Regions from separate parts of the Homo sapiens genome. Here region 1 is linked to region 2. The links are chromatin loops, found by intact Hi-C in ENCODE. Cell type or tissue: heart left ventricle. All regions are shown on one strand. Each heading gives the region's core, and the rest is flanking DNA. Links, peaks and the distances in the headings are about the cores only.

Region 1 (9,703 bases), core at 908-8,907, 500 kb after region 2:
AGACTTGCTCTGTCACCCAGGCTGAAGTGTAGTGGCACGATCAGATCATAGCTCGTTGCAGCCTTGACCTCCTGAGCTCAAGTGATCTTCCCACCTTGGCCTCCCAAATTGCTGGGATTACAGGCATGAGCCAGTGTGCCTGTCCGAAACCCATTTCTTTAGTATTTGGTGGATTTGTGAGGGATTGCTAACAAGCTGAAATGTTATTGTGAACACTTAGGCCTCACTTGGAAAATCTTCTAGAATTGAAAATAGCAAGTCATTTGCCAAGGCTAGCCCTAGTGTCATGGCCATCTTTCTTTCTGATTGATCCAAAGCTGTATATGGTGAGAGTTAATCCTCCCAGGAGGCTCTAAGCCAAGATAGTCTGAATTTCTAGGAAAATCTGAATTACTCTACCAACTCTCCAGCTTACCTTATGATACTTAAATGTTAGCTTCAAGACCAATCAGTCTTTTACCTGTGTGTGTCTGTACTACAAATATATATTTACGTGTGTGTATATATATTTGCTTCATTAGACGATTTTTCCATTTTCCATGATTGGATTTACATGAAATTTGGAGAAAGATTGAAGAAAAATTACTTTCAGCTTTGTGGAGTACTCTTGATCTCTGAAATGTTTGGGGGCTCTATTTTGCACATGACAGTTAGCAATTCCTCTCAACATGGACTGATGCACAGCTATTTGTTACAAGTAGACATTCCATACGCTGACCTGAGAAACCCTTTTACAGACAGCAGCTTGCTGCTGAGTAACTGGAAGTTTACCAGCAGGTGGTTTCCACCAGGGCCGGAAAATACTGACGGGCCCAGAGCAGAAAGTCCAGGTTATGGAAGGAATGAGAGCAAAGGCTGTGATTGTACGTGCAACTGTCATCTTGCTGGGATTGTGTAATGTCATGAGGCTGGGTTACGTCAATACCAAACTATGTTGCTTTCCTAGGAGGTTTTAAGTCCCTCTCAAGGGAGGTACTCAGGGTATATGCTGCTTCCTGCCTTTCTCCTTCTTCCTGTCTCAGTTATCTTGATTTTTATGTTTATTCTTATATTTACATAAGAACGGAATGTTAAACCCTTAGATAAAACTGTCACCCAATGTTGTGTCATCAGACTTAAGATGAATTGGTGTTGAGTTCTCAGAGTACAGCTCTGTAGTGTGAATCCCTGGTCATTTCGTAGCTAATGCTTAACCTGTTAGCCCCAATTTCCTCTCTTAAAATGGGAACAATGATAGTACCTATCTGATAGGATTGTGAGGATAATCCATTGTAAGTGTCATTATTCTTATCATCATTATCTAGTTGTATACACAGCTTTACTGATTTTTCCCCCCCCTAAATAGATGGCATGATTGTGGGCAATGACTTCATTTTCCTACTTGTAGAAATCAGTTGAAATTCTAGTCTCCCTTTCATTGCTTATTTATGATAGACTTGCTTTCATAGGGTTGCTGGTGATGGCACCAGTTCAAACATTTTAGATGAAGGTTTATAAGAATGTGTATACTGTTCAGATATGGGGTTATAGCTAAAACAATGGGTCCAGTGTTCCATGAATTTAAAGTAAATTTTGTTGTAGATTTTTAGTTGTTGGTTTTCTTTTGAATAACAGCCGTTCACTCTTGCACCACGCCTGAGCAGCTATATTCAGAGAAGGCTGTATCCTCTTATTTTATCCAACAAAGCAGTTTTTCTAATGTGCCTCCTTTTACATTTTCATTGAATTCCATACTTCTGGCTGGGCATAGTGGCTCACGCCTGTAATCCCGACACTTTGGGAGGCCAAGGTGGGGCAGATCACCTGAGGTCAGGAGTTTAAGTCCAGCCTGGCCAACATGGTGAAACCCCATCTCTATTTCCCCCTAAATACCAAAATACAAAAATTAGCTGGGCTTGGTGGTTGGCACCTGTAATCCCAGCTACTCAGGAGGCTTGAGACAGGAGGATCACTTGAACCTGGGAGATGGAGGTTGCAGTGAGCTGAGATCGTGCCATTGCACTCCAGCCTGGGAGACAGAGTGAGACTGCGTCTCAAAAAAAAAAAACTTGTTTCCATACTTGTTAAAATTTTTATTTAGTGCATTCTGTTTCTTAGGCAGTACCAAGAAGCAGTCAGGGCTATATATTGGGAAGATCATTATAGATTTTGGAGTGAGATTGCCTGGCTCAAAAATCCCCTGCACATTAGATGTATATTGTAAAATTAGTTCCTTAACTTCTCTACACCTCAGTTTCCTTATCTGTAGAGCTGGAATAGTAATTTCTCTCTGGAAGGATTGCTGTGATTAAATGAGTTATTGTGTACAGAGCACTAAGAACAATTTCTGAGTCATAGTAGGGGCCCAATAAATAGGAGTGATTACTAAGCTTTCGCTCTTTATTATGGGTGGGCATTGACCCCCCCTTCATTTTTTGTTAGCTAATCATTTTTAAAGCATTTCAGAAAGCCTATGCGAACTGGAGTTATTAGGATTTTTTAGATGTCTTCACGTTTAAATTCTAACACTTCAAAATAACATGTTTAAAAGTTATGCAATCGCAGTTTAACTCCTCAACCCTTCTGCCCTTTAGGCTTGTTAAACAATGATTAAAATGTCATCTCTGAAGGTACCACTGCTTAGAGTTCTTTAAATGTCACAGATCTTTGCATGTCAGATAATTCAGAAAAGCGAGCAGTGTCGCATTACCTCAGTGGTTGGCCACAGGCTATTTCACAGCTTGTAGTCTTTCAGTTCCTGCTTTATTCTTTCTGTATTTTTTACTCTTGTTCTTGCACTTCCAACCTGAAATAGAAAAGTTCATGTTACAAGTGTCTTTAAGGAAGACTGGATTAAGTTCTTCAAGGGCAAGGGTCAAAGCTTAGTCATCTTTGTATCCCAGAGCCTATCCTGCATGCAGGAGGCATTCAGACTGAAGGAAAGTCATTTCCTGATACTTGTCTTAGTCTGTCTGGGCTGCTATAACAAAAATACCAGAGACCGGGTGGCTTATTAACAACGGAAATCTATTTCCTACAGTTCTGGAGGCTGGGAAATCCAAGATCAAGATACTAGCTTCTTTGGTGTTTGAGGAAGGCCTGCTTTCTGGTTCATAGATGGCAGTTTCTCTCTGTGTCCTCACGTGGCTGAAAGGCCTAGGGGTCTTCTTGGGCCTCCTTTATAAGGACACTAATCCCTCATGAATGGGGATTAGTGTCCCTCATGATCCAGTCACCCCTTCTAGTACCACCCCTTCTAATACCATCACCTTTGGGGTTAGAATTTCAATGTATGAATTTGCGCTGGGGTAGGGGACACAAACATTCAGACAGTGATAGTACTGCTGAAGATAAAATGATGGAAAAATTCTCTTAGGTAATTTAGAGAAGTTATTTATTTTTGTTGTTCTGAAAAGGTAGTTAAATTTAGTTATTTTCACTCTTAGTTCCTCAATTTAAGATAATGAATACAGGCATGAGTGTGTTTCCAAAAACAGTAATTCTGAAAAAGTCCAATATATGGATTAGCTTCTCTTACCTGTAAAAATGCATGAGGGAATCATTATATTCATGCTTTTAATAACTTTATTTTGGGGGAGAATAGGATGGGAATACCTTAGAAAATGTTAGGCTATTTAATCCTTAAAGATACATCAACTTTTTCCCAAACTTTGTATTTATTTTTGTGTTATTAACAAATATTTTAGGTTACTCGTTAATTTTATTAATATTTTATGTTTTCTTGCTGTTGGAAATTATAGCGTTTATGTATAGTAATAAATTCTCGGTAAACTCTGTGTCAGACCCAGGAACAAATTATGCTTTAGTAAATGAGGGTTGGGGCGGTGGCTCATGCCTATAATCCCAGCACTTTGGGAGGCCGAGGCGGGCGGATCATGAGGTCAAGAGATTGAGACCATCCTGGCCAACATGGTGAAACCTTGTCTCAACTAAAAATACAAAAATTAGCTGGGCGTGGTGGCACACACCTGTAGTCCCAGCTACTCTGGAGGCTGAGGGAGGAGAATCGCTTGAACCTGGGAGGTGAAGGTTGCAGTGAGCCGAGATCGTGCCACTGCACTCCAGTCTGGTGACAGAGTGAGCCTCCATCTCAAAATAAATAAATAAATAAATAAATAAATAAATAAATAAATAAATAGTAAATGAGGCTCATTCGTGCTTGTCAGTGTTTGCATTGATGTAAAGAAATACTTGAGACTGTGTAGCTTATAAGGAAAAGAGGTTTAATTGGGTCATGGTTCTGCAGGATATATAGGAAGCTTGGTGCTGGGATCTGCTTCTCGTGAGGGCCTCAAAGAACTTACAATTATGACAGAAGACGAAGGGGAGCCAGCGTGTCACATGGCGAGAGGAGGAGTAAGAGAGAGAAGGGAGAGGTCCCAGACTCTTAAACAACCAGATCTCCTGTGCACTGAATGAGAACTCACTCATCACCATGGGGATGGTGCTAGGCCATTCCTGAGGGACCCATCCTCACAATCCAGTCACCTCCCAGCAGGCCCCACCTCCAACGTTGGGAGTCACATCTCAGTGTGAGATTTGGAGGGGACAGAGATCCAAATCATATCATTTACTGAGTTAAATGAAGGTGGCATAATGGTTTTTCTCTACCAGCGGTGTGATTGAAGAGGGCAGGCAGGCGTCGAGCCTGAAGGAGTGCATTCGTGGTGGGATGTGGAAGGAGAAGCAGATATTACAGACATTTAGGAGATAGTCATGACTTGTGACCAGTGAGAACACACTGGATGAATGTTTCCCTAAGGTAGATGAACTACAGTGTCTTAGAAAAATATTTGTCTTGTAACATAATTGAGAGCACTAAACATTTTGTATTCTCTGTCTCTTAATTGGACACACATTAAGAGTAACAAATATGGGTTTAAAAGGCAAACTTTTTTTTTTTTTAAGTGGGTATTTTTTTCCTTTTCCTCAACTTGGGTATTTCCTCTCTGAAGAGGGTTTTCAGTGTCTTGGAAGGTAATTTGCACACTATTTGTGAGGCAAGACTGCTGAGTTAATGGGGAATATGCTTTACTACTTCTTTTTTGGATCCAATCTAAATACGGAGAAAACTGGCCTCAGAATTGCCCACAGAATGGGGGTTTCCTTTATGATTCCTGCTTTTGAGTTCTTTGAATTAGCTTCACATTTCTTGTGTGGTTGGATAGACCCTCCTCCCCCTACCACTTTTTTTTTTTTCTATTTGAAGAGAAAAGATTATTTCCCCCCTAAGTATTCAAGTCTTTTTGTGCCTGAATTAAGGTCGAAGCATTCCATAATTTAAATATAATACCTTTTTGGATGCTTTATATATTGCATTGTGGAGCCAGTTTTAAACACCTGTTTTGTTATCTTTCTAGCTATAGGAGTGTCCACATCTTCACTTTATTTAAAAAGCTCCCGGGTATGTATTAGCAGATTATTATTTCTGTTCCAAATTGATAAGAAGAGGAGGGAGGTGTAGCATCAAGGGAGAAGTCTTTGGGAGTAAAAAAAAGAGTGGAAACTTAAATCAAAATATAAGTCCTTTTCTTGCTCTGTCTTCTAGTGAAAATGTTATTCTGTGTTAGAGAAATGACCAGATGAATTGTGTTTCCTGTTTCGTTTTGCAGTTCTCATTAAAGTGGGTATACGCATACACTTATCTCATGTAAATGTCAAACTGTTTGTTCTTGAAGTGCTGAGTCTTCAACAGTTCTCCTTGGTTGGATTTTGAACATCATTTCAGAATGTCTTATGCTAGATCCAGCAATGTCAGTTTTTGCCTGCTGCACTGTGGTACCTTGTGAATAAAGCAAGTATAAATGGTCCAGATTTATAATGGTTTAAGATTTTTCAACTTTACGATTGTTTCATTGGGACGTAACTCGGTCACAGGTTAAAGAGCATCTGTACTTAGGCAATGCTAGAACTGAGCTTGTGTTCTGTTGAGGAAGAGTAATCTTTGCAGATAGTATAAATTGTCTTTGAGTGTAAACTTGAAATAGGTTTCTTTCTTTTTTTTTTTTTTTTTTTGAGATGGAGTTTCACTCTTGTTGCCCAGGCTGGAGTGCAATGGTGTGATCTCGGCTCACTGCAACCTCCGCCACCCGGGTTTAAGCGATTCTCCTGCCTCAGCCTCCTGAGTAGCTGGGATTACAGGCATGCGCCACCACGCCCCGTTAGTTTTGTACTTTTAGCAGAGAGGAGGTTTCTCCATGTTGGTCAGGCTGATCTTGAGCTCCCATCCTCAGGTGATTTGCCCGCCTCGGCCTCCCAGAGTGCTGGGATTACAGGCGTGAGCCACCGTGCCTGGCGGAAATAGTTTTTTAAAAACATTAATAAAATATATAAAAAAAAGCATGGCACTATCATCCCATGAGTTAGAAATCAAGATCTAGGATTAAATTGGTTAATTTATTCTTAGTTAATAGTCACGACAGTTCTTATTCTGTGAGTCAAGCGCTCACCTGTTGAGTGACATAGTTCTTGAATCATATGCCCAAGGAAAAGGACATGTCTAACATCTCAGAATTTTAAAACTGTGTGTATTAACAGTGGCTTATATCCTTTTGCACATCAGAATTACCTGGGAACTTAAAAAAAAAGTTTAAAAGTTGATATGTAGGCTAGTTGTAGGGAAGTGTCACATTGTCTGAGCCCAGGGGAATTGTCAGATTGTAGGGGAATTGTCAGATTGTAAGGGTTGGGGACTGGGCATGAGTGGTTTTGAAAAGCTCCCGGGCCATTTGAATATGTAGTGAGGTTGAGAAGCTCTGGTTAACGTAACCCTCAGGACAGCTCAAGAAATTCTTGCACTGTGCTTTCCCACGTACATTTCAGTGTACAGGCTGTGTACCTGTGGCTGTTTATCAGGTTCATCTTCTTTAGCAAGTTTGGCAGTTTTGTAAAGTGTCTAAAGATCTTTTATCTTGTATTCTTATACATATTAAGTAAAATCTATGTGGTAGTTGGCTTTACTGAACCTATTAAAATTGCTTTTTAGCTTTGGTTATAAGCTTCTAAGTAATAAACAAGAACCATCAGACAGAAATATGAGTTACTGCTTTCGGCAGAGTACAGATTTACTTTATACTTACTTAGATGTAAACACAATAGTTCACGTATGTTTAACGAAATTCAAAGTTCACCTATGTTTAATGAAATTCAAAGTTGATTGGAACAGGTATGATTATGCAGAGTGGACAGACTTTAAAAAGTGAGATGAGAAGGCCAGGCGTGGTGCCTCACGCCTGTAATCAGCACCGTGGGAGGCCAAGGCAGGGGAATCATTTGAGGTCAGGAGTTTGAGACCAGCCAGGCCAACATAGCAAAACCCTGTCTCTACTGAAAATACAAAAATTAGCCAGGTGTGGTGGTGCATGCCTGTAATCCCAGCTACTCGGGAGGCTTGTGGCAGGAGAATTGCCTAAACCCAGGAGATGGAGGTTGCAGTGAGCTGAGATTGCAACATTGTACTCGAGCCTGGCGACAGAGTGAGACCCTGTCTCCAAACAAAAAAAAAAAAAAAGTGAGGTGAGAAAATAACCATCTTACAACTTGCCACTTTTCAGAAGCTGATAAGCTGCTGTGAGCCCTGTTTTCGCATGCCTTTATGAAATGATTGGACTGGGACTTTTGCTTCCCTCTTTGTTCCCTTCCTAATCTAGCTCGAATGGTGTAGGTCCCTAGGAATCATTTTGTTGCTTGACTTGGGTGGGTGGTCCCTATAGTATATGAATTCAGTATATGACATCTATGTCAGACCCTAAAGATTATCAACAGGTAGTCTCGGTTCTCAAAATGTAGCATAAACCAGAATCACCTGGAGGGCCTGTTAAAACACAGTTGCTGGTTCTACCCCCAGGGTTTCTGATTCAGGTCTGGGGTGGGTGGGGCCAGAAAATTTGTATTTCTGAGATGTTCAGGGTGTTACTGATGTTCTTGGTTCAGGAGTTCTGAGACTCATGGAGGTGGAGATCGTCGGGGTTGGTGACATTTGTAAGAGAAGGGTATTTACAGAAGTTGTACCCTTAAATTAAAAAGAAGGCTCTCAGAATTAAGTCTGGTCACCCAATGGACAAAAGGGAAAAAAATTCCATCTAGATGCAGAAAAATAAGAAAAATTGACTTAAAAGATTATTATTTATAAGCTCAAAGATAGAATTTTTTTCTTTTTGAAAAATTTTTCCTCCCTTTTCTACAGTTTTAATGAATTGAGGTTTGAACCCGGGACTCTAATTTTCAAAGGATTTGTTTGTAGTCTTTCAGTTTCCATCTCCTAATTCAGTTGCTAATTTTATTAAGTTCCTAATTTTATTAGGAACTTGTTTTTCTTCACTGTGCCTCAGTTTCCCCATAATAAGAATAAATATGATTGCCAGAGATATCGTTAGGTTATTTTAAAGTCTAATGAATAATATTATGTAGTATTTGGAGATCATCAAGTTAGGAAACTTATAAAAAATATGAAAAATATTCTAAACATCTAAATAAGGGATGTACTTATTCAAGCAATAAGTACATCCCTTTTTCCCAGTCAACTGGGCCACGGTAAAAGAAGCAGCCAATGTGGAGGGTAAAAAAAATAGTGGGCCAATATGGAAGTTGGCTTCATTTTGTAAAGTACTATACAAAAATGGGAAAATTTTAAAGCATGAAACTGGTGAGAAAGGAAGTGACTCAGAATTCAAAATAGATAGGACTCCACACCAGTAATGATCTGGAACTGAGGAACATTGCCTACAGAAGAGAGAAGCCATGAGAGACAGTTGAGGTGAGTGAATTGGCTCCATAGTAACATGGAAAATGGAATTACACATTTCTTTTTTTTCTCACGTGGACAGAGACTATTGTAGCAATTTAGAACTTCGGGCCCTGTTTAAAAAAATCTATTTCAAGCGTCAAATTATTGATTGCCAGACTGAGTATTATTAGTAATTACAGTTACAGCACTGAGGAGTTTTCTCATAGTGTCTGAGTTCTGCTCCTGTTCAGTGGTTGAGTTCATTGATCATTTTTCTACTCCTCATTGCACCTGTCATGCTGGTATCAGCAATTAACATTCCTCAGAAGCGAATAGAATGCCAGGCTCCATCTCAGATGTAACTCAAGAACAACAGGTGCATTCTACCTATTCTTGGCTATAGACAGAGTAGTTAGAAGGCAAGTAATTAACCATAGAGCAGACTTTGAAGAAAATGAGATTCTTTAGAATTTGAGACAAAGTGCTGAAAAGTAGCTCTGGATAATGTATTTAGGAGACATAGGAAATGGCTCAACAGGAAGGGTGAAATAGCCTTACCAGTCTGGCCTCTTTAAATTTGTTTCAAGCCTGTTTCCCTTCACTGATACAAATCTTACTAACTCTGCACCTTCCACAGACCCTTTGTTATGTGCAGCTGTTTTTGTTTGTTTTTATGAAATTCACTTGAAAAGTCATTGGACTTGAATTTATACAGTAAAAAATCAATTAACTAGATTCTTAAATTTTCTCTTCCACTTTAAATGAAGACACCTAACGGTTTGAAACCTTCTGGCTCTGAGAAGAGGAAGAGGGTCCCCAGATACAGGTTTCAATTCCTTACCATTTAGTCTGGTTCCATTGATCAGGGGTTCAGTTTTCTCACCTTAAAATAAGAGGATTAGAACAGATAATTTCTAAAATTATTTTTACCACCCCTTTTCTCTTTTCTTTCTTTAATTCCTGTGGCGTTCTCTGCAG
Region 2 (9,703 bases), core at 922-8,921:
TTCACATGATTAGGATGAGTCCTTCTGCCTTTTCCAGACCTCCTGCAGCAGCTCCATTCTCTTGGTCCATTGGATTGAAACTCAGAATTAGCTGACACTTCCCTTCCTCTCCTGCTTCCACATCCCCTCAAGTCATCCCTCATAATCTTACCCACACATGATCCTCCTTTTCCATTACCAGTGCACCTTTGTCTCTTGCTTGCCACCATCTCTACCCTGTTTACCAACAGTAAATGAATCTTCATATAAACGTCAGTTTGATGAATTTGCTCCAGGGGCTCAGAGGGTTTCCACCAACCTCTTCTTGCCTTCTGGATAAAACCTAGCCTTCTTAGTGTGGCTGTCCACGTTTTCACAATCTGGACCCAACTTGAACTAGAAGTCATACAACTTGGGTTCTGATTCCAGCTTAGTTTGTAATGATACACAAAGATATAGAGCAAAGATATAGAGCACAGAGATATAGAGCAATATTGAGTGCCCACTATATGCTGAACCCATAGTTCAGGGAGCTATAGATAGGTAAACCCCTAGTTACAATATATTGTAGCCAAGAACTAGGTAGAAGAATCAATTAAGAACACATCTGAGGCTGCACATGGTGGCTCACACTTGTAATCCCAGCACTTTGGGAGGCTGTGGCGGGTGGATCACCTGAGGTCAGGAGTTCTAGACAGGCCTGGCCAACACGGTGAAACCTCGTCTCTACTAAAAATACAAAAAAATTAGTTGGGCATGGTGGCGCACACCTGTAATCCCAGCTACTCGGGAGGCTGAGGCAAAAGAACTGCTTGAACCCAGGAGGCGGAGGTTGCAGTGAGCTGGGACCACACCATTGCACTCCAGCCTGGGCAACAAGAATGAAACCCAGTCTCAAAAAAAAAAAAAAAAAAAAAAAAGACGTCTGCGAAAGTGTCTTTGAAAAGTATAAAAAATTGTATCCAGTAGATAAAGAAGAACAAACAACTATAATACCTCATAAAGATGATTGTTATTATTAAAACAACTATATATAAATAAAAATAAATAGAAATTACAAAGATGCTCGGTTTTTATTACCTATTTAGTCTTGGTGTCTTCATTTGAATAATGGTTTGGGCAACTTAATGAGAATAAATACTTTATTACAGGTGAACATTTTGTGGGGTACCTTTTATAAACAGAGTTCTATAATCACACTGTGAAAACATTAATGATTACTGATACCTCACCTTCATAATAAAAAACAATGATATGAGAAAAAAAGCAGTTACTTACGCTCTGCTTTTAACTGTCCAAGGATGGAATTTTCTCCTCTGCACATGGTTCTGAAAATATGTAAAGGAGAAAATAATTACAGAGGTTTCAAAACAACCAATCCCATGCAGTATCTGTAGGTTTAATCCTAACACAAGTAAAAACAGAACAAGTGCTTCTATGAGAAGATGCTACATATATATCTAAATGCTAAAAACAGTTACATGAATATCACTTTTGTAATGCTACTAATAGGGACATGATAGTTGTTTTGAGGTAGGTAAATGGAAAAGTTATAAAATTCGTGTTAGATTTCAGAAAGAGAGGCTATTAAAAAAAGAAGGGTCATGAATGAACTTTCCCTCTTACAAAACTGGGTAACAGCAAAGATAAATTTAGAATGCATCAGTAGATAAGAATACTTAGAGAATCACATTGCTCTCAGAGGTGAAAAGGGCAAGCACTTAGCAGAATAATTTACAAATTAAACTATTAGAATGGACTGTCTTTAAATTCAGCAAAACCACTAAAAACGAAAAATATAGTCTCAAATAAAGGACTCTGCTAATGATTTTGTTTCTTAAGACTCTGATAATCACTGATGAATTATAAAATCTGACAAAACCAAAAATTCTATGCTTCATCTGCTTGCTCTATGAGAGTAATAAAGAGTATACTTATGCCTGAGAAATGCTATTATTAAAGATGATGCCAGCAAATAGAGATGTTTTTGCATAATAAAAGGTTATAGTTTTTGTTTCTGAACAAAAGCCAAATGTGTTATTTCATTCAGCTGGTTCGAAGGCAAGAAAATAGTCATAGAAAACAATTACAATTAACAATATTACAAAAATAATATTAGAATGGCGAATGAAATTGATAAAATTCAATTAAACATTATGTCAGAGCCTTAAATACTTGAAAAGCTTTATCATTTTATAAATCAGATAATATTAGAAATGTGCAAATCTTCAGTCCAAGTATATAGGCCAAAGCACAGTTAAAGCTCTCTTGTACTGTAACTAGGCAGAAGCACCCTGGAGGAAACAAACAAACAAAAATCTTTCCTTGAAATCCTGGCAGATAAACAGATACAAGCTTGAAACATCAGTAAGAAAAAAGAGGATTAAAAAAAAATTTCCACTACAATGGTGCACTCGAACTGTGCACAGATCCTCCAGCAGGAGCATCTGGCGAGGGGGCCCAAGCAGGAGGGCATCTAAGTCTCCACCCCCGATTTGACCAAGGCCCTGACCCCTAATCTGCTTTACTTACCAAAGGTTCTATGTAAAGTATCATTCGTCCTCTCCCACCTTTCAGAAGGGTTTGATTAGAAAGGTGAGAAACTACAGGTGGTTCAGAAAAATAAGAGATTTTGGTTAAGTGACCCTGAGAGAAGGTCAGAGGTGCATTTCCATCCCCATCTATGCAGGCTTTCTAGCCTGTGCTCCCCCAACCCACCAGCTAGCACTTTCCAGCCCTTTTCACAATGCTCCACTGGCCAAATCTGAAGCCTCAAGAGGAACCCAAGTGTGCCCTTTTAAATAAATATAAAAACTCAGCTTTTAAAAATATCAAGCACAAAACTTTCCCTAAAATTTTAACAAAGATGTGGTAGAGAAAACAAAATTCCGGGAATTTATTTACTAACAGAGGCTATCATTATCAACCTTGTTGAAGGACTTGCTACCTAAAGAATCATAACCAAACACAAGCAAATCTTACCATTTCAGGCATTTAATTTTTTCTCTATTTACTGCAAAGTACATGTAAAGCTCAATAGCTATTTACCCACTTAAAGATAAGTTTTAATCAACATTATACATATATAGAAATAGACAGTAACTATACAAGAAGGACTAATATTTTAGTTCTTTTATGTTTGCCATGTGTCTTAGGCCAATCATTTATCATTGTAGGCTCCATTTGAATTTTATCAACTAGCAAACGGGCCAAGATTTGAAAGTAAAATAAAGTGTTCATTTGTTCCCCACTCCACCGAATGGATGTGGAGAAACACTGCCATTCCCTTCATCAGCTTACATGATGCATGACCGAAAGCTCAAAATAGACCATTTAGAGTTTTGGCACCTGTAGTTGAAGTGCATGATTGCCTGTAGAGCATTTCCTCCGCCGGTTGAAATGTCTCCTTCGAACCCTGGCAGAAGTGGTATCACGACATATACCCGGTATTTCTGGTTTTCCCTGCAAAGGTCAGATGCAGAGAAATTCACCCAAAAAATAAAAGGTAGTATCAATTTTAGATGACAGCCAAGCAGTTCACATGGTTTTTGAGATTGAGTGAATGGCTTCCTACAACACGTTCTGTCACATTTCAGGACTTGGGAGGGTGTGCTGTTGGACTGGAAGACAGAAGCTGTCATCCAGGCTATCGCTTCATAGCCTGAATAACAAGCTAAACTTGGCAGTAAAGTAGAAATTGTACCCATTGTCTCTCTACAGCATAATCGCTTGTAGGACAAAATGCAGTGTAAGAAATCCTTGCTTGGATCCCATGGAAAGAGGCGGGTAGGGGAGGCTATAACAAAGTTTTGGAAAAAGAACTTAATAGTTAACACAGTACCTAGCTAGAGCCGTGGAAATAGTAGACATTCAGTTAATAATTGTTGAGTAAATCAGTTCTCATAGCCTAGATCGCAGGGGCAAAAAGACACACTGGACCCATTACATTTTCCAAAACAGAAGTCATCATTATCTACTTAGAAACTCTGAGTTTTCAGCTGTAAAATGTTACCCTAGGCCCTTTAAGAATTCTGAGTGGCCGGCCGGGCGTGGTGGCTCATGTCTGTAATCCCAGCACTTTGGGAGTCCGTGGCAGGTGGACCACGAGGTCAAGAAATTGAGACCATCCTGGCTAACACGGTGAAACCCCGTCTCTACTAAATATACAAAAAATTAGCCGGGCGTGGTGGCGGGCGCCTGTAGTCCCAGCTACTCGGGAGGCTGAGGCAGGAGAATGGCGTGAACCCGGGTGGCGGAGCTTGCAGTCAGCAGAGATCGCGCTACTGCACTCCAGCCTGGGTGACAGAGCGAGACTCCATCTCAAAAAAAAAAAAAAAAAAAAAAAGAATTCTGAGTGGCCAGTATGTATATTTAAGTCCCCTGCACATACAACACAATATTTCATGTCCCATTCTCTCAAGTGATTAATGACAACCTTTGAAAGAAAATGAATTCTACTCAATGATATAACAATAGAAGAAGAAAGTGTAGCTTTCTCTCTTTGACGGGCATTCAGAAAATCAGAAATTTGAAGTATGCTCCAAATAGGTACCATTTATTCAGAATCAAAAGCTATTAACGTTCTTGTCTCTATTTATAGGATATACAGGGAGAAGAAAAAGCCTCGAAAGGAATGTGACATACACTGTGATCAATGAATCTCGCTGGGATATCCGGGAGGACTATATTCACACAAAGGTGTTGTCATTGGTTAATTTTCAAGTCCGATCCTACTTAAACTTCTCATTTCTAAAGTGCATTTTCTTCTAAACAACTAAATTTTTCTTTCATGTGAATATTATCAGTACTCTTTGGGGGATCAGATTTTATTACTGATGTCTCTAAAGTCGATGTCAGGGCAAGTGGAAAGAGAAGTTCAGGGCAGAAATGACTACCAACAATGAAATTTGGAGGCCTGTGAGTTTGGCTGCCATGCTAAGAAACAAGGATCTTGAGTAGGTTGTTGTAATGGCATGGATTATTCACTAGATGGCAAACATAGTTTGAGTTGGAAAGAAGACATTAAAAAATGTAAACTGTTCAAGTTTGCTGCTTGGTAAGAATAAAAGGCTCACATCCCTAAATGGTGAGCAGGATAGCGAAAAAGAACAGACAAAAAAAAAAAAAAAGAAAAGAAAACCTAAGCTATTAAGCTATTTCCCCACAGCCAACATTTAAAAGTCAAAAAATTAAACTGGACAGTTAAAAATGGATGTCATTTGGCCTCAACTGCCTTTTCAGAATTCAGGATTATACTGCCTTACAGTATAATCCTCCCATCACCACAGCCCAGTGACAGGAGACTACCACCCTTTGTTCAGAGGTACACCTTCCTACTAATAAAGCTTGGCTCATCAGCCTTCTGGGCCTCCAGTGAATCCCACTTCTTCTAGGTCACCTTATTGGCTATTTCCTCTGCCAAGCCACTTGGCTCTTCCAGTCAGAGTTGTTTTATTCTTGCCTCGGCACTCATAGCACATGGCCAGGATGTCTGTTCTGCACTCTTTCTGCTTTACACGATAGTGATACACACATCTGCTCTCTAGGCTATGTGATAAGCTCCTTTGAAACACAGGATGCCTGCCCACATATCTTTCTGGTTTTGGTAGTACCCAATCAAAGACCCTTGCACATGCTATGCACTCGGTATTATTTGCTTTAGGAGGATGGGATCAGGTTGGAAAAATGTTTCTGGGGAAGTTTCTGGTAGAGAAGAGGTTAAGCTGAACAGGAATTTTTTCCTTTAAATTAAATTACATTTTGTTTGTAAAGTGTATATAATATATTACATACATTTTTTTCTTTAAATAAAATTATATTTTATGTCTTTAAATTAAATTACATTTTATTGTGGTAAAATACATGTAATATAAAATTTGCCATTTTACCCTTTTTTTTTTATTTTGAGATAGAGTTTCGCTCTTGTTGCCCAGGCTGGAGTGCAATGGTGCGATCTCGGCTCACTGCAACCTCCGCCTCCCAGGTTCAAGCAATTCTCCTGCCTCAGCCTCTTGAGTAGCTGGGATTACAGGTGTGCACCACCACGCCCAGGTAATTTTGTACTTTTAGTAGAGACGGGGTTTCTCCATGTTGGTCAGGCTGGTCTCGAACTCCTGACCTCAGGTGATCCGCCTCGGCCTCCCAAAGTGCTGGGCTTACAGGAGTGAGCCACCGCGCCCAGCCCCCATTTTTAAGTGTACAGTTCAGTGGCATCAATTACATATACAATGTTGTACAACTATCATAATGATCTATTCCCAAACCTTTTCAACATCCCAGACAGAAACTCGGTGACTATCCAGTCATAACTACCCTGTTTTTCCCTGCCTGCACCCCTTGGAAACCTCTAATCTGCTTGTCTCTATGAATCTGCTGGTTCTGGATTTTGCATATAATTAGAATCATACAATACTTGTCCTTTATGTCTGACTTGTTTCGCTTAGCATAACATCTTCAAGGTTCACCCATGTTGTAGCATGCGTCAGAATTCCCTCCTTTTTAAGACTGAATAATATTCCATGGTATGTACATATCACATTCATCTGTTAATGGACACTTATGTTGTTTCCACCTTTTGGCTATTGTGAATAATACTGCTATAATACTAGCATACAGTATCTGTGAGTCCCTGTTTTCAGTTCTTTGGGGTTTATATTCAGGAATGGAACTGCTGGGTCATGTGGTCATTCTATGTTTAGCATTTTGAGGAACTACCAAACAGGTTACTTTCAAATGAGTAACATATGCTCATAGTACAAAATGTAAGAGGTAGATGATTATACAGTGAAAAAAAATCTCTCTCACTCCTTCATCCTGAGGGCAACTCCTGTTAACAGTTTCCTCCATGTTCTTTTAGAAATAGTGTAAGAATTTATAAGAATATATGTATTTTTTCCTTCTACACAAATATTAGAATACTATAAACACTTTTCTGAACATGATTTTTATCATTTAACAGGGTATCTTGGAAATCCTTCCACATAAGAACATAGTTACTTTTTTTTTTTTTTTGAGACCCAGTCTCGCTCTGTCGCCTAGGCTGGAGTGCCGTGGTGCGATCTCGGCTCACTGCAAGCTCCACCTCCCAGGTTCATGCCATTCTCCTGCCTCAGCTTCCCGAGTAGCTGGCGCTACAATCGTCTGCCACCACGCCCGGCTAATTTTTTGTATTTTTAGCAGAGACGGGGTTTCACCGTGTTAGCCAGGATGGTCTCGATATCCTGACCTCGTGATCCACCCGCCTCGGCCTCCCAAAGTGCTGGTATTACAGGCGTGAGCCACCGCACCTGGCCAGAACATAGTTACTTTTTAAGAACAGGGAGGTAATATTCTACCATGCATCTATACTTTAATATTTAAACCAGTTCTTTACTGATAGGCATTTAAATTGCTTCTAATTTTTTTTCTATTTCAAAGTAACTATTTTGATATTTACGCTGACTAACAAAAGTAATTTTTCACATTTGTTGGAAAAATCTTACAAGTGGTATTGCTGGTCTTTGACACAAATGTTTGTGATGATGTTTGTAAGAGACAGTTCTATTTTATCTTTTTTTTTAAGCAAAAATGATTTTACAAGGGAGATCTCATATGTATGATATTGAGAAATGTCCTATAAAAATATTATAAAACATTCTTGCAAATTTTAGTTTGTAGGAATCAGAATATTCACATTTTCTTGTTTTTAGGACTCTCTTAGCTCCATAACAAGCCCTTTGCTATTTTACAATATGGTAGCTCATAAATTTCCTGAATGATGAAAATTTTAAACTGCGTTCAGCAAACTAGTGGAAACTATTTAGATTTTCACTGCTGTAGAAAAAAGGGCTCTGGAATTTCAAACGCAAAATTGTGGTTGAATGTAAGCCAAAGCACAGAAGATTCCATGGGACACTGTGTCCAATCTGCCTCCTTGATCCAATCCACAGAGGACAAGAGTTCCAGCTGCTGAGGAATCCAACGTCCTTCGGAAATACTGAATCCTCACAACATGGGGGTTGTGGAAATGATAGCATTCAGCTTAGGGTAAGAATCTGAGCCCCTAGTGTATAAAATATTTATGATCTTAAAAGCAATCTTGCTTTTGGGGCTAGTGGGCACTAAGCCCCGGATAACTACCCATCATGCCAGCAATCACTTCATCCACATTAGTTCAAAGCAATTTCTACCAAACAGCATTCTCAGGCTTCTTGTTAAAAGTTTTTCTTCAAAATTCACTAACTCTTATGGCAGTGCTACGTATAATAGCTAAAAATTGGAAATAAATGTCCAATAATAAAGGAATGGTTAAATTATGTTGAGCCAGTCAATGGAATGATCACCTTGTAGCCACTAAAAATGACCGCTATGAAGGCTCAGTAGCACAATACTTCTGGTACTGTGTTAAAATGGCCCCAATGCAATGTTATAAGAGAATAAAAATGTGGCAGGCCAATGCTATAAAACATTAAATCATTTTTCCCTTTAAATGTGTTAACTTCCCCCACTCTGTGACCGGAGAAACGAAGCAGGCATTGCTCCCGGGGTGGCACTCTCACAAGGGAAGCAGGACACAAAAACATCAACTTCTTTTAGATTTGGGGAACTGGAGAGATTCTCTAAGCTGAGGCAGGAGTGTAGAGAAATAAGAGCAAGACTCAGGGCAAGGAATCAGTCCTTTGGCCTCAAGCTGAGTTCGGGGAAAAACAGGATAGACCCCACTCTCTTTTCAATGTGAGGATATGAGAGCCAGGAGGATCTGTGCCTTGCTTTCAGGTGAACTCCAGAGAAATGTGGAGCATGTCGTTCAGCAGCTATGCGATGTGGCAGGAGCAGAGGAGAAGTGGTAGAGAGGCAGGCCTGAAAGGTGAAGGCTGACGTCCCCAAGCTACGTTAAGCAGATGCCAGAACAGGCCGGAGGGAGATCAACATCAGTGTCTGGAAGCCCCTTTCCAAAGATCCAGGGCCCCATAGCATTAAGATCAAGGACGGGATGTGGAGGGAGAGGAGGCAGGAGTAGAACCCTGATGCTGAATATAGAAGGGAAATAATGAGAAATCACTGAATTTGGCCACATTTATCAGGAAGTGCCAAAACTAAAACTAAAACCCCTCCTATTGTGTGGAAATGCGCTTGAGCTAGAAATTCAGATGAACTCTAGGAAAAGAAAATAAATTACAATTCAACAGAAAATAGTAGTGTGTGTGTATTAGCCAGGCGTGGTGGCGGGCGCCTGTAGTCCCAGCTACTCGGGAGGCTGAGGCAGGAGAATGGCGTGAACCCGGGAGGCGGAGCTTGGCAGTGAGCCAAAATCGCGGCACTGCACTCCAGCAGCCCGGGCGACAGAGCGAGAATCCGTCTCAAAAAAAAAAAAATTAATTTTAAAATTTTTGTGATTGCTATAAAGCTGTTTGTACCTTTAAAAGCAGAGTACGAATGTACCATGTAGATGGGTCACAGCAGTGATGTACCTCTACTTTCCTTTTCTTGTTTTTCTCTGCTGCATAAGCCCCTCCTCCTTCACCCACAGTCCCTCCTCAGCATGAAGGACAGTTAGGAGAAGCTTGATCTGCTCACAACTGGGTCTCAGGGTCTGGCAAGAAGGCCCCGAGGAAGCTTGATATGCTTCGCTAGTGACAAGACACTTTATTTTTTTGAGAATTTGAGATTTATAGTTTGTATTTCATTACTGTAAACTTCAAGAGCTGCTATAAATCGTCTCGTTGTAGATTTTGCAGCAGTGAAT

The links. Hi-C counts contacts between places; a loop is a spot of excess contacts. Peaks named below come from ENCODE experiments on the same cell type or tissue, not always from the same donor. Only the 100,000 strongest peaks of a DNase experiment are listed, where the experiment ranks them.
Region 1: a loop joins it to region 2, with 2.8 times the contacts of the local background. A loop is called at or near these places in 3 of 110 quality-filtered maps.

The regions. Positions count from the first base shown.
Region 1 is chr3:172,139,816-172,149,518 of GRCh38, forward strand. All of the region lies in intron 3 of FNDC3B (fibronectin type III domain containing 3B), which reads left to right. Among named protein-coding and RNA genes, the nearest start is that of FNDC3B, 110 kb to the left of the region's middle. RefSeq lists enhancers at 700-1,523, 2,712-2,761. In heart left ventricle, for the core only: no CTCF peak of the experiment used is centred there; no DNase peak of the experiment used is centred there; H3K27ac peaks cover 2,333 bases.
Region 2 is chr3:171,641,583-171,651,285 of GRCh38, forward strand. It overlaps PLD1 (phospholipase D1), which reads right to left. Exons shown (of 27, transcript NM_002662.5): 22 at 3,328-3,441; 23 at 1,258-1,307. Among named protein-coding and RNA genes, the nearest start is that of PLD1, 160 kb to the right of the region's middle. In heart left ventricle, for the core only: a CTCF peak has its summit at 4,959; no DNase peak of the experiment used is centred there; H3K27ac peaks cover 5,833 bases.